Linked DNA regions of Homo sapiens: region 2 is linked to region 1. A link is a loop called in an ENCODE intact Hi-C map of the cell type or tissue named here. Cell type or tissue: Caco-2. All regions are shown on one strand. Links, peaks and the distances in the headings refer to the core of each region. The heading gives the core; the rest is flanking DNA. Region 1 overlaps SOX5 (SRY-box transcription factor 5). Region 2 overlaps SOX5 (SRY-box transcription factor 5).

Region 1 (7,263 bases), core at 2,084-6,083:
CACTTGGCTATAGTATGAAATATTCAGAAAAGGGAAAAGGGCACACACACACGCACACACTTATTCACTCACACATCTCCTGGAACTAATTAAAAATTAAATGCAAACTGGCTAATATAAATGGAGGAGAAAAGTTTCCATGCACACCAAGACTCTGTGAATACTGTAAAGGCTGGAAACATCCTAACATATGCAAAGGTTCTATTTAAATACATTATTTTAAATTAACCTTCATAAATAACAATTCAATACATTCATATTTTCAGATTTTAAAAAAAAGATTACTTATTGTTCCCTCCCTCAACTAAACAAGTATACGAGAGCATAAGACTTACATCTTTATTTGCCTCAAAAAATAACTTCCCAAACAACTACGCCACTGTTCTTGTCTAACTTCTGAAGCGGCAGGAAAACTACATTCCTGGGCCCTACATAATCTTTGTGCCTGACCCCAACAAGAACCTTTAAATCAAATTCACTTACCCCCAGAGGGCAACACACTATTGTATCCTCTCCACTTTCTAGCCACCTATGAACAATGGATAGTAATTGCAACTGTCATGGGCAGTCAGTAGGAAAAGTAACCCAGTGCTGTTTTCTAGGTTTACTGCCAAACCTGAGTTGAACACCTAATAACCATGCCCTGAACAGAAGAAAGACCTACAGTTGCTTTTAAAATGCATCAGAAAACAGTGTTTTGAACAGAACCAGAGGACAATAACCTAACTTATACTCTGAATGTGAAGCTTAAAAAACTCAAAATTAAAGACAGAAACTTCTTTTGTGATTGTACTGTAGCTTCCTAAACTAACCCCCAAGGCAAGCCTGAAAGGGACAGCTGAGCTTTCCTCTAAGCTTGTCATCACTGCTGTTGCTGCTTTTAAGTTTGACTTGTGAAGGAAAACGAGGGAGGGGAAAAAACGTTTGTCCTCCATTGGAATGAGATCAGAAGGCTTGGAAAAGGCAGTCTTCGCTGCTCTACTCTGAGTTATTACCTAGGTCAGAGGAGAATAAAAAACCTTGGAGAATGCATCTTATGCCTCAGGGGTAAATGGGTTAAAATCCATCAAAATAATATCAAGGACCTGCCGCCTCTGAAGATGAAAACTTCTCAGTTCTCCTTAAACTTTCTCTTCAAGCTCTTTAAGGCATATTGATTCTCATTCATTTGAATTTGATTCCATTGTAGATTTTGGTTACTGAATTTGTTGATTAGCACCAATTCATTTTCTCATCACCCTTTCACAAGTAATCATAGCCTAAATACATGTAATTCCAAATGATCTGCATGGAAAGTGAAATATTCAGCCAAACATTTTCCGGAAGTTTTTAGATATCCAGATGTTCATGTCATGTAGGCCAAACATTTAAGACTGATGCTTTGCCTTTCTCCAGGATACACTGATGGAGTAAAGCCTTAAGAGAGAAAATTGCTTCTGTCATTGGGAAAACACTTGCACGGACACACATATGCAAAAAAGTTATTTATACACCTATTTCTACATGTATAATAATATAAATCTAGTGATGTCTTAAATGTATATTCAGCCTCTACCAAAAATGTACACAGTAATATATAACTAAATATTTTATACGGATGACTAAGTATCTTGATTTTCTTAAAATCCTACTGTAGAACTCAGAATCTTAAGTGTCCTACTAGCAACAAATAGAAAACTATCATAGATTGCCTACTGTGTTTTGAGAAAACATACTTTTAAATTAATTGAAAGGATAATTTGCTTTTATCTTATATGAGGAAATTAAATCTTCTCCCCTTGTTATTAGTAGGAGTTTATTAAGATATGAATAGTTTTATAGAACTTTTCTTAGCTGGATGTAATTGCTGATTCAAATAAAACCAAAACAAATTGTTACCTTGACTGGTACAAAACAACCTTTTATTATGCTCTCCCCTTTCATCATTTCTGGTTTTAAATTTAGGTTCTACACACCCATATTTCTTATATGTACAATGTACAAAATCTTATAAAATACAGTTTTTAACCTTGCTATAGGTACATTCTTACTTATAAAATAATTTAATTTTTGAAAATAATTTAATTTAATTTTAATGATGAAAATCAGAGCCTGTTAGAGGTATAGTGGGGTGATTCTGTTGAAAACAACATATCATTTATTCCATAAGGCACAAACAAAGAAAGAATATAAGAACCCTGCTACATCCTCCTTCAAGATAGAAAGAAGAAACCCTAAACACAGAGAATGCAAGAAGCAGAAGAGGTGAGGGCAGAAATACTTTATCACCATTACTATTTCTGAATATCAACTTCATTTTGGTACATTTTGGATAAAAACAATCACACCATATTACCTTTTATTTCGCCAAAGTTCCCCGATCCCATTGCAAGAAGCTTGTCTTTCCAGTCCTTTGAGAGTAGTTTTTCAATACTGGGGGTTTCTAAGTAAAGAAAAAAAGAAGTGAGCAAATCAACATGACTCTCCTTACAATGGAGCTCATTAAAAGTCTATCTGCTAAAAATAAGGCCATCCCTATCCCAGCCCCACTTCATAATGGCTTCATCAAAAAACTGATAACAGGGGTGGAAAAAAAGAATGTGTCCTGTCACCTGCTGTTTCAAAATCATTAGCTTTTTCCTCTTGCGGAACAAAGCCATACTGATTCTTTATGACAATGGGTACACATAAACCTTGCGGTTCATTGTTTTTCAATTTAGTGAACAAATTCTTGCTATAATGGATGCTTGTCAATTTCAGGGTGTTAGTCTGCAGTCAAAAAATAATTATGTTGATAAAATGCGGAGTAAAAAAAGGCAAAGAATTAGCTCTTAAATCTGCTACATGTAATTATATCCCTCTGTGTGTTTACAATTACATCCACTTTATAATATGTGTTTAACATCGTGTGGCGGTAAGCACACTGTGGTAAGATTTGCCAGTACTGCGAACATAAAAAAAAACAAAAAAAAAATTGGTATAAAAGAAGCCTTAAAAAGATTGGAAAATCTAGAGAAGTGAGGAATGCTGCCTATAATGGAAACCTATTATTTGCTTATTTCAGATTTGTATCACACTCTTTTAAAATGCCCTGTATTCAGACAGGGCACACACATTTTAGAAAGCAAGGTGCTGCTTTAGTCTGGTATTTGTTTCTACATATAACATAGGTTTTGACCTTTCCTTTTGTGTTGAACTTTAATGTATAAGTAAATATAAATGCCAATAAAAACTCCCAAACATTAAACTCAGTTTCAAACAATATAATTGTATATTCTTGTCAGCACTTAGATGGATACACAATTACAATGGCTTTCAATCCCGTGATTAGCGCAGCATTCACTTAGAAGATGGAATGTACTAAAAGATAAGTGTCCCAGTATGCTCCATCTAAATAACAATACCCACACTTATTATATAGATCAAGGACATACACTGCCATTCTCCACATTGGTGTTTATGTGTATGTGTGTTTGTTCAGGCATTTGTTTACTCCCTACTAGGAGCATAAAGGGAGTACATGTTAACTTATCAAAGGGACCGTCTGGCCTAGAGACCGTAATATTATTAGAAACTGGTTAATTTTCCCCACAGTAAGATGCATTTTAGAGAGTTTTCATCATCACGTTTAGTTAATGCTGTCTACTTTTTCCAGGGCCCCATCTTTACAGCGATCAGCTAGCAGAGTCAAAAAGCCTGTGTGGAGTTTTCAACAAAGCAGAGGTGCAATTTTCCTTGGAAAAAAAAAGTAACAATATGGAACACTTCTGTCTCACATGTCAGAAACTTGTGGAAAATAAAATGGTGAAAAGCTCTGAATGATTACTCTTTTACATAGTCTATATGTATACATATATACATATATGCAAATATGTATATGCCCTTACAACAACTTCATAAATGCACATTTACCTACGGAATGAATTTGAAATGAATGAATGCAGTTGAAATGAATGAATGAAAAATGGATTTTTTCCCTCAGAACAAAATACATAGCTCTATTTTTCACATTTAAGGAACTAATACCGAAAAATTTACTTTTAAGTTTTCTTAAAATATCCCAATTTCTATATGGTATTGGTTCAGAATATTAACAGCAACTCTAGGAGTCATAAAACAGAGTAAATATCTTCATATTATAACCAGCATTTCTCTTCATTGACGCTTTAAAAGTAACTTTGAAATACTTCCACAAGGACTTCCAACATTTCTACATTCCCAGTAAACAGTTTGAGAGTAAAATTATTTCTTAAACCTTATCAGAGTAGGTCAAACAAACACCACTGTCTCTTTTTTCCAGCACTCTACAAAAATTCTTGAGTAGCATGTAAACAGGGCACAGCCAATACGGTATTTGCAATAGAGTACTGTCAGTCATTAAAAGCTAACAAACCTTTGCAAAGCAGGAATGCAGCAATAGAAATCCATTGTGCACTAACAATAGGCCCCTGAACCTCCAGGCACCAAAAGCAGACCATTTTACTTTTAAGGCTATTGTCTGCAAAGTCCATGACAAAGCTTTTCCCCTGCAGCTAGACAAAATATTCACTGTAGTGTGCTCATAAAGAAACAGAAGTCTTCTGTCTAAGTTGCAGAGTTAAAGAAACAGCAGCCAGATTTCTGAAACCTGCAGAACATTCCAGGCCTCTTTATTAACTAGCATAAAGATATAAGGCTGGTAAACAGAGCCAGTTTGTTCAAGTACTTGACTTTTAAGCACACACTACAAAAAAAAAAAAAAAAAAAAAAAAAAAGAATAACTTCTTTAAGACTAAGTTATTTTGAAAATGTAAAATCAGAAACATATCTAAATCACGGTTGTCATGTCTGTGGATGAATAAAGACACTCATACTTACAACTTAGATGAGGTATATACTTTAAATTCAGATTCAAATACATTTATTTAGCAGCCTATGTGCCAGAAACTATGCTAGAGGTTTTTATCTGTATTCTCTCATTTAATGGTAATAACCAAATGAAGACTTAGATCATGTAACATCCATGTTACGGGTTTAAAGAGATGAAGCAGCACCAGCAAAAAGAAAAAAGAGAATTGCTCTGAGGTTCCACAAAATGTAATGGGCAGAATTGAGGTCTTGAACTAAGTTTTTTTTTTTTTTCCTACACATTCCTAACTCTCTTATCAACAACAAAATGATAATAATAGCTACTATTTAGAGGGCTAAGGGCTAAGCAAGGTACCAGGTCCTTCACATGTGGTATCTCAGACTGCTCACAGTAATCTGCTGAATTAGATATTGGTACATCTGTTTTACCATTTAAGAAACCAAAACTTAGGAAGTTATCATGACTTGCCCAATGTGGAGCTAAATTCTACCTATTGGATCCCAAAATCTTTGTTCTTTGCAGCACATACATTGCTGTGGTTTGAATGGGTCCGCCCAAAAGCATGTGTTGAAAATTTAACCCCTAATCCAAAAGTGTTGGGAGGTGAGGCCTAATGGAAGGTATTTAGGTCATAAGGGCTCCACCCACATGAATGGATTAAGGCTGATTATAGAAAGGCTTCAGGGTACAAGTTCCATCTGTCTCTCGTGTGTGCACTCCCTTATTCTTCTGCTTTCCACCATGGGACGATGCAGCAAGAAGGCCCTCACCAGATGCTAGCACCTTGAGGTTGGACTTCTCAGTCTCCAGAACTGTGAGAAATAAATTTATTTTCTTTATAAATCATTCAGTCTGTGTTATTCTGTTATGGCAACACAAAACACACACACACACACACAGACACACACACACACACACACACACACACACACACACTGTCCCTCATTTAATCTACAAAACAGTTCTGGATCGTAGGAAAAATGATTCTTACTAACTCCCTTGGATAGATGAAGTAAAAACTTGATAAATGTTCTAGGGTAACACATATGTATGAGCAGCAACTGTGGAATTAAAAGGTAGGCTTTTTTACAGTTTTTGTTTTCAGGGTGTGGTCCAATTATATGCCTTGCACTCTAGGATTCTGGATAATTTAGTGACAACCTATAAGTATATAGCAGAGATATACAATGAAATTAATTTTACTTATATAGTAGAAGGAATATTGGGCTATAATTCAAACAACCTGGGTTCTCTCCAAGACAGTGACACTGGCTAGATTGGCCTGTGGGGGTGACGAGGGAAGGGGATCATAAGACATCATTTCACCCACTTCACCCCTCTCTCTGAATTTATGTAAAGCAAAGAGCTTCAAAAAAATCCACATTCAATACTCTACTAACTGCTAGTTTCCACTGGTAGTTCTTGAAATAACAGTAAGAAATAATCTCATAATAATGAGCACAATGAATGGACATGTAGCAGTGATTAAATTTCTCTGAAAATGGTAAAGATATGGTAGAAAATGCATGTTTCAAAATGTAAAGGACCAAATGGCAGAAGCCCAATATTTACAATACACCTGTTTGTTAACGTGTGAATATGAGTAAAGTGAAATTTGACACAATTATGTAAGTGTAAGTGCTGCTTCACTGCTTATGAAGTGAATACAGTAATTATCTATTAAATATTTAATTTTCTAAAATAAGATTTTAAAAATGCACAAGCATAGAATCGTATTTTGTACTATGAATATGGTATGTGGGGTGCCCAGTTATTTGCAAATGTTCAAATTCTGGAGTTTCCTTTAATTTTTTTTAAATTTTTGTGCGTACCCAGTAGATGTATGTATTTATGAGTTTCTTCTATTTTCATTTTAAGATGTGTCATGTTTTTCACTTAACTCTAAAAGAGTCTCCTGAAAATTCCTCCTCCTGAGAGTTCATTCTCCCAAGTACTGGAATATCATGATTACCTTCAAAGTAAGAACTAGGGCTCCCTAGATTAAAAATAAGTGTGAGTTAATAATCATTATTTGCATAGCATTTCCATTTACAGAATGCTGCCAGATACAATTTTGTCAGTGGCATATATAATTGTTATATCCATTTTGCAGATGAGGAAACTAAGGCTCAGAAAGATGCTTTGCCCAACATCAGCTCATCAGTAAGTAGAACAGATGGAATACAAAACCAGGTTCTCTTAATTTCAGGATCTGTCTCTTTAGGGGAAAGGTAAATGCTTATATTTTAAAAAAGAACATAAAGTTAGGAAATAGGACGGATATAAGACAAATTCAAAATAAAATATACCCTTCATCATCAACACACTAATATTAAGATGAGTCTAATTGGCTCGCTATTGTTTCTTTCTGCCAACAGGACCCTTCTGATACATTTGCTTGCTTTTCCCTTCTCACTCTTGCCTCTTTTGCTCAC
Region 2 (7,263 bases), core at 1,924-5,923, 70 kb after region 1:
TTCATGCTTTATTTCATTAAGTTGATCTTCAATCTCTGATAGCCTTTCTTTCGTTTATTTGATTCAGCTGTTGATACTTGCGTATGCTTCACGAAGTTCTTGTGCTATGTTTTTCAGCTCCATCACGTCATTTATGTTCTTCTCTAAACTGGTTATTCTAGTTAGCAATTTGTCTAACCTTTTTTCAATGTTCTTAGTTTCCTTGCATTGGGTTAGAACATGCTCCTTTAGTTTGGAGGAGTTTGCTATTACTCACCTTCTGAAGCCTACTTCTGTCAATTCATCAAATTCATTCTCCATCCAGTTTTGTTCCCTTGCTGGCGAGGAGTTGTGATCCTTTGTAGGAGAAGAGCCATTCTGGTTTTTGGAATTTTCAGCCTTTTTGAGCTGTTTTTTCCTCATCTTTGTGGATTTATGTACCTGTGGTCTTTGATGTTGGTGATCTTCAGATGGAGTTTTTGCATGGTTGTCCTTTTTGTTGATGTTGATGCTATTGCTTTCTGTTTGTTAGTTTTCCTTCTAACAGTCAGACCTCTCTTCTGCAGGTCTGCTGGAATTTGCTGGGGGTCCACTCCAGACCCTGTTTGCCTGGTTATCACCAGCTGAGGCTGTAGAACAGCAAAGACTGCTGCTTACTCCTTCCTCTGAAAGCTTCGTCCCAGAGGGGCAGAGCCAGCCGGATCTCTCCTGTATGAGGTGTCTGTTGACCCCTGCTGGGACGTGTCTCCCCGTCAGGAGGCACAGGTGTCAGGGACCCACTTTAGGAGGCAGTCTGCCGGGAGATCCACTGCTCTCTTCAGAGCCTGTAGGCAGGGAACGTTTAAGTCTGCTGAAGATGCGTCCACAGCCTCCCCTTCCCCCAGGAGCTCAGTCCCAGGGAGAGAGGAGTTTTATATATAAGCCCCTCGCTGGGCCTGCTGCCTTTCTTTCAGAGACGCCCTGCTCAGAGAGGAGGAATCTAGAGAGGCAGTCTGGCTACAGTAGCTTTGCCGAGCTGTGGTGGGCTCTGCCCAGTCTGAATTTTCCGGCAGCTTTGTTTAAACTGTGAGGTGGTTTAAACCGCCTACTCAAGCCTCAGTTATAGCAGATGCCCCTCCCCTCACCCAGTTAAAGTGTCCCAGGTTGACTTCAGGCTGCTGTGCTGACAGTGAGAATTAGATGCCAGTGGATCTTGGCTTGCTGGGCTCCATGGGGGTGGGATCTGCTGGGCTGGACCACTCGGCTCCCTAGCTTCAGCCCCCTTTCCAGGGGGAGTGAACGGTTCTGTCTCTCTGGCATTCCAGGTGCCACTGGGGTATGAAAAAAAACTGCAGCTAGCTCAGTGCCTGCCCAAACGGCTGTCCAGCTTTGTGCTTGAAACCCAGGGCCCTGGTGGTATAGGCACCCAAGGGAATCTCCTGGTCTGCAGGTTGCGAAGACCATGGGAAAAGCATAGTATCTGGGCCGGATAGCACTGTCCCTCACGGCTTCCCTTGGCTAGGGGAGGGAGTTCCCTGACCCCTTGCAATTCCCGGGTGAGGCAACGCCCTACCCTGCTTCTGCTCACCCTCCGTGGGGTGCACCCACTGTCTAACCAGTCCCACTGAGATGAACCGGGTACCTCAGTTGGAAATGCAGAAATCACCCACCTTCTGCGTTGGTCTGGATGGGAGCTGCAGACGGGAGCAGTTCCTATTCGGCCATCTTGCCCGGGGGCCCCTATTATTTTTATTTTATATGTATGTGTTTGTATGCGTGTATTTATTCAGAAAAATTTCGGAGATCCGACAGAGTTGGCAAAATTTTGTCCTGTGGATAGTATCCACATAGATATAGAAACAGCTATAGGACAGAGATAGATTTAATACTACTTTAATTCTATGTTTTCAAAACAACAAATAGATAATATTTTAGAAGGTTTCATATTGTTTGCAATTTAGATAGAACATTTCAAAAGGTATAGTGTATAAATATCTATATTATATGTATACTTTAAAACTGACCAATTATTTTTTATTCAAATAGTTTTAATTTAAAAAGCAAAGAAAAAAAATCTGGCAAAAAATTAAGAACTCTAAGATTTACTATTCCTTTTTACTTAACTAATATTCTTTATTAACTCCTAATTGTAATCCGGTAAGTGAAAAGGCTGTGTCAAAGAAAATGAACAATTTCAACTTATCTTGAGTTACACTGTTTCATTTCTCTTTTTTTTTATTATACTCTAAGTTTTAGGGCACATGTGTACAATGTGCAGGTTAGTTACATATGCATACATGTGCCATGCTGGTGTGCTGCACCCAGTAACTCGTCATTTAACATTAGGTATATCTCCTAATGCTATCCCTCCCCCCTCCCCCTACCCCACAACAGGCCCCGGTGTGTGATGTTCCCCTTCCTGTGTCCATGTGTTCTCATTGTTCAGTTCCCACCTATGAGTGAGATCATGTGGTGTTTGGGTTTTTTTGTCCTTGCGGTAGTTTGCTGAGAATGAGTGTGTGAGTTACACTGTTTCATTTCTAATGATTCCCATGCCACCGAAGGAGAAAAGAATAAATAAAGCAACAACGGCTTGTCCTATTGCAGCCCAGAACAAGTATGGCTATAGTTCTCCTTCAAAACTTAAGCAATGAGAAGGTAAAACATGAGCAAACACGTCTAATTCCTATCCCATTTACTTGGATATGGATGCTTTTCTCTCCCTGAAAGCTGGAGAGCTATACTATATAAGGACTGACAACTGACCTCCCTTATTTATACTGCACTGCTCCCAATATGGCAGCCTCCCCGTTTATGTGTTCACTAAGACATGGTATCTTGACACTAATGAAAAATCCTAAAGTACTGGAGCAAGGACTGATGCAAGAAAATTAGGGCTTAAAAAAAAAAAGTAGAGAAGGAAAACAGAACTCCAAATGGGAGAGGGTGCATTTTGTTCATTTATATGGCTTTCTGCTCCCAAGTCTTCCACATGACTAATGTCACACTGTGGTATGCAAACCTCTCAGGCAAATTTTTACAGACAAAGCATAACTTATCCGAAAAGAAAGGTCTAAGCAACAGAGATTTAATTCCGTGAAACAGTGAATCAATTCTTAACTATTAACACAGTAAATACCATAATAGGAGCACTGTCCTGCTATAATAAACAGACATGCTCAATTATTGTGTGCTTCTGCAGCTACTGATCTCTTCAGTAATTATACCATGCAATGAGCTCTACGTTGATATTATGTTAATGTGTGGGGAGGAGACAACTTAAATAATAATTAAATCAAGACTCAGTATTTCAGTGGAGCTTACATAAGGCCTGAGAACAAATGGTACATTTCTTAGAAGGAGTTAAAAAAGACATCTCGTTATCTGCTTCTAATTAAAAAGTTTACATATAAAAACTATCTTGAAATTCTAGTCTCTTAACTGTCCATTTCAAACAAATTAAACTGTCTATCATGTTTCATAATCACCTGTATTTGTCATATTCATAGCAATAAAATCTTCAAAAATTATTTTACATAGAGAATTTACAATAAAAAGAGAATGGTAAATTGAAAACTTTTTCTACAGAGACAAACAAAAGGATAAAGTTCAAGAAAAGTTCCTTACCCCTTTGCAGAACTGTCAAACAACTTCTATTGACCAAGAATAGCACACAGTAAACACACCAAACAAAAGAAATGATGAAAGATGTATTTACTTGTTCAGGGCCTTTATTTTTCTTTCTATTTCATATACACCCACACTGAACAGTCTGCATTGTGTTAATAAATAACCAGCAGCAACTAAGTGAACAGAGGAGGGTTTCGATGTTGCTGTCAGGTACCAGACAGTTGCTTGGCACTGCGGATACAGTTCTCTACATATGAGCTGCATGCTCACATAAAAGACAGAGGATATAGGTTAATAGATGGATCCTTTAAAATACTAAATGTGATGGAAAGAAAGGGATAAAAAGCAGAAAAGCAATAGCTTTTTTTTGTTTTTGTTTTTTGAATTGTCTACCTCTTTCAATTTGGGAAGGAGCAAATGAATTTTAAGTACCATGTCCTGCCAGAGCAATATTTCACCAGATTACTGGCTGTGTTTATTCAGAAATTTGCTGAACTATAACCTCAAACTCTTCAACATTTGGGAATTTATTATTATTTTCAAATGGTTTCTAATGTTGGCTCTATGATTTATTCCACATATAGTTAACTCTACACATAACAACATGAATGTCAATGACAGACCACGTATACATCAGGGGTCCCATAGATTATAATACCATATTTCTACTGTACCTTTTTTATGTGTAGATACACAAATACTTACTTTTTTGTTACAATTGCCTACCATATTCAGTTCAGTAACATACTGTACAGGCTTGGAGCCTAGGGGCGATAGGCTACACCATCTAGTTATGTGTAAGTGAACTCTATTACGTTTGCACAAGGGCAAAATCACCTAAGGACACATTTCTCAGAATGTATTCACATTGTTAAGTGATGCATGACTGTGTGTGTATGTGTGTGCACACACACACATGTATGTGTATAAAATTCAGATCTAATTATAAAATTCTAAATATATCTTTCTATATCATTTTTTAAAATACAAGAAGAGTGTGAATAACACACATGAATTGGGAATAAACTGCACAAACTCAGAGGTCAGTGTTTTAGAATTTACCTTATTTATGACATTTAATACACAAATAAGAAAAATATTGTGTTGTGTCAGTCTGTGCCATTTTCAGTATTCTGAGCTTATACTTCATAAAAGTTTGTGTTCAAATGTCCTGTGACAGCCCAGAAACAATCACAGTAGAAGTGAACTCATATATATGCAGTTATTATATCATACATGACTTCTATATAATATGTAAATAACCTTGGAAGCAATTAATATAAAAGATAGATGAATAGAAGTTGCTTTTCAAATTCAGGACATCAAAAAAAAAAAAAAGCACTTATTCTTAATTTCAAACAAGTTCTTCTCCTAAGCCTCCAAAGTTGGTCATCCAAAAAATGAGAGCAAGGAGCACAATCTGGCATTCAAAGATTATCAACATGTAAGATGGGCTATCTTAATCATCCAAAATGCCCAGGTCATATGCTCATCCTGTTCTGCCCTAGCCTCACTGCTCCTTCACGATGCTGGCCATATTTGTCCTCAACATCAAGAGTAGTTCAGATGGGTACACTGGGAGTCCTTGAGGTGTCAGAACTCTGGGAGCAGGTGGCAAAGGAAATTCTGAGTGAGCTCTCCACTGACTCTAGTGCTGTCCATGCCTTTCCCATAAACAACTCCTATTTAAAAAAAAAAGACCAAGCATCCACTAGAACCAACCCAAACAGGCCTATTTAATTAGGGCAAATGCTTGATATCCACTTCTTCATGTTAAACACACAGCCACACAGGCCTAGGAGGTCTGATTAATTTTAATATGCACGGTCCTGACAAGTGCCTCAAGGGTAACTGAGTGAAAAACACACATGCACGCACAGACACACAAAATCCTCCAGCTAGTCTTGACAAATCTGTTTCAGAAAAATGCTATGTATGCTGCCCAGATTAGAGTGTTACTATTCAGCAAGGGCCTGGACCTTTAATGTGAGGGAAAAGAGGCCTCAGAAACAGGTGGCTGGCTCTTCACTCTTGAATAAGTGATATCCCCAAAAGCTGTGGCACATAAGCAACAAGAGGGACTGGCACATTCTCCTCATGTTTATTTGCAAATGTAGAGTCTGGGTCAATGGGCCTTCTTTAAGTGATCTATGAATTGAAACTGAAAGTCTGGATATGCTAGTTTCAGTGAAGGACAAGAAAACAGGTACACCATTTATCTGAGGGACTTAAGAAGTACCAGAAATGCTTGGGTAAAGAGAGGTTTGGAATGACTTACATAGACCTGATAGTAGACAAACTAATGTATCAGCAGGAATCAAATAGATTCTTTTTTTATTGAGTCAAATAGCCAAATAAGAAAAGAATGATGGCTTGATTATTAAGAGAAGATGAAGAAAATGAAGGCTATAATCTTAAATATCATTACATTTTGTTAGCAAAAGTACAAGCTCTAGTTAAAAAGAAAAATAGAAGCTTTCTGGGACAAATGATTTTCTTATAAAGACAACACTGGTACTCAGCTCCAGGACCTGCTATATAAAAAGATTACCAAGCAGAATTTCTGAGCCTTTACAATCCAAGCCAGAGGTATTTCAGGAAAATATAATTTCCTATAACACTAATGAAATAAACAATATCAGCATAAACTGCTATGATGGATACCACTTGAAAAGGAGATGACAGTGAACAAGTTTCGCTTCAGTGTTGAAAAATTATGAGGCTTCAAACTCAGCTAACTCAGTGCTAAAGTTAAAACACTTATTCCTGAAGAAATAGGCTCTACAGCATTTGAGGGTGTCTTCTTGTCCTGACCTTTAAAAAATAAACTCTTTTCTTTATCATCATTTTATGAGTGTCGATTTCCATACAGTGGTGCTTTTGAAAAGGGTGCCTGGAGGTTAGACTCTAGCTTGCTCAACAAGAAGAGAGACATTTTTCAGTGACAGACTGCATAGATGAACACATAGCCACAATGCATTAGGAGTAGCCTCCAACAGCAGCGGGAGTGTGAGGAACAAAACTTAAAAGGGCTCAATTGAAAAGTACCCTTGTTTGTCCTTCAGTGGAACAGCACTTACAAAGCCTCTTCAACATGTACTTTGTCAAAAGGACAGTGAGTAACTAAACAAAAGCAACTCAAACCTCTGCCAATTAAAGTATCTTTAGGCTTTTCCCCTGATCCGTTCACTTTTTATTTTTCCCACCCCATCAAATGCGATTTTAAAACAAGAGTGAATTTCGAAGTGCCCCCTTTGCCCAATTAATGGATGCTTTGGGATTTTGAACTTAGGAAAGCCGATCTCCATAATTTCCCCATAAAAATAGTAATTAAAAAGTTGGTAAGATTAAGGGGTAAATCTGAAGCTCTAGTTTAACTTGCCTGTTGATGTAATATGGTTCAGTTTAATTTCTAAAGGGCTGCTCAACAACAGACATTTAAATTATAAGAACAAGCATTGTGATTTATAATGTAAACTCAAACATCAAACATGCAATGCCTGTAGGGATGTTCACAAGGCCAAATATCATGCACCAGGGGCCTGTCTTTGCTACAGAATAATTACATGTAATTCTGTAGCACAGCACAGATGAAAATATACTGCTAATAATACCTTCTTTAGCACCCATAAAATAAGTCTTAAAACAGGGAAATAAATTTTATATCTATTTAGA

The links. A loop is a pair of places that touch in the nucleus more often than their neighbours do. Peaks named below come from ENCODE experiments on the same cell type or tissue, not always from the same donor. Only the 100,000 strongest peaks of a DNase experiment are listed, where the experiment ranks them.
Region 2: a loop joins it to region 1, with 6 times the contacts of the local background. A loop is called at or near these places in 1 of 110 quality-filtered maps.

The regions. Positions count from the first base shown.
Region 1 is chr12:23,753,303-23,760,565 of GRCh38, forward strand. SOX5 (SRY-box transcription factor 5) reads right to left here. Exons shown (of 15, transcript NM_006940.6): 4 at 2,336-2,422. Among named protein-coding and RNA genes, the nearest start is that of SOX5, 190 kb to the right of the region's middle. RefSeq lists an enhancer at 3,129-3,651. In Caco-2, for the core only: no CTCF peak of the experiment used is centred there; a DNase peak (open chromatin) is centred at 4,419.
Region 2 is chr12:23,823,842-23,831,104 of GRCh38, forward strand. All of the region lies in intron 3 of SOX5 (SRY-box transcription factor 5), which reads right to left. Among named protein-coding and RNA genes, the nearest start is that of SOX5, 120 kb to the right of the region's middle. In Caco-2, for the core only: no CTCF peak of the experiment used is centred there; no DNase peak of the experiment used is centred there.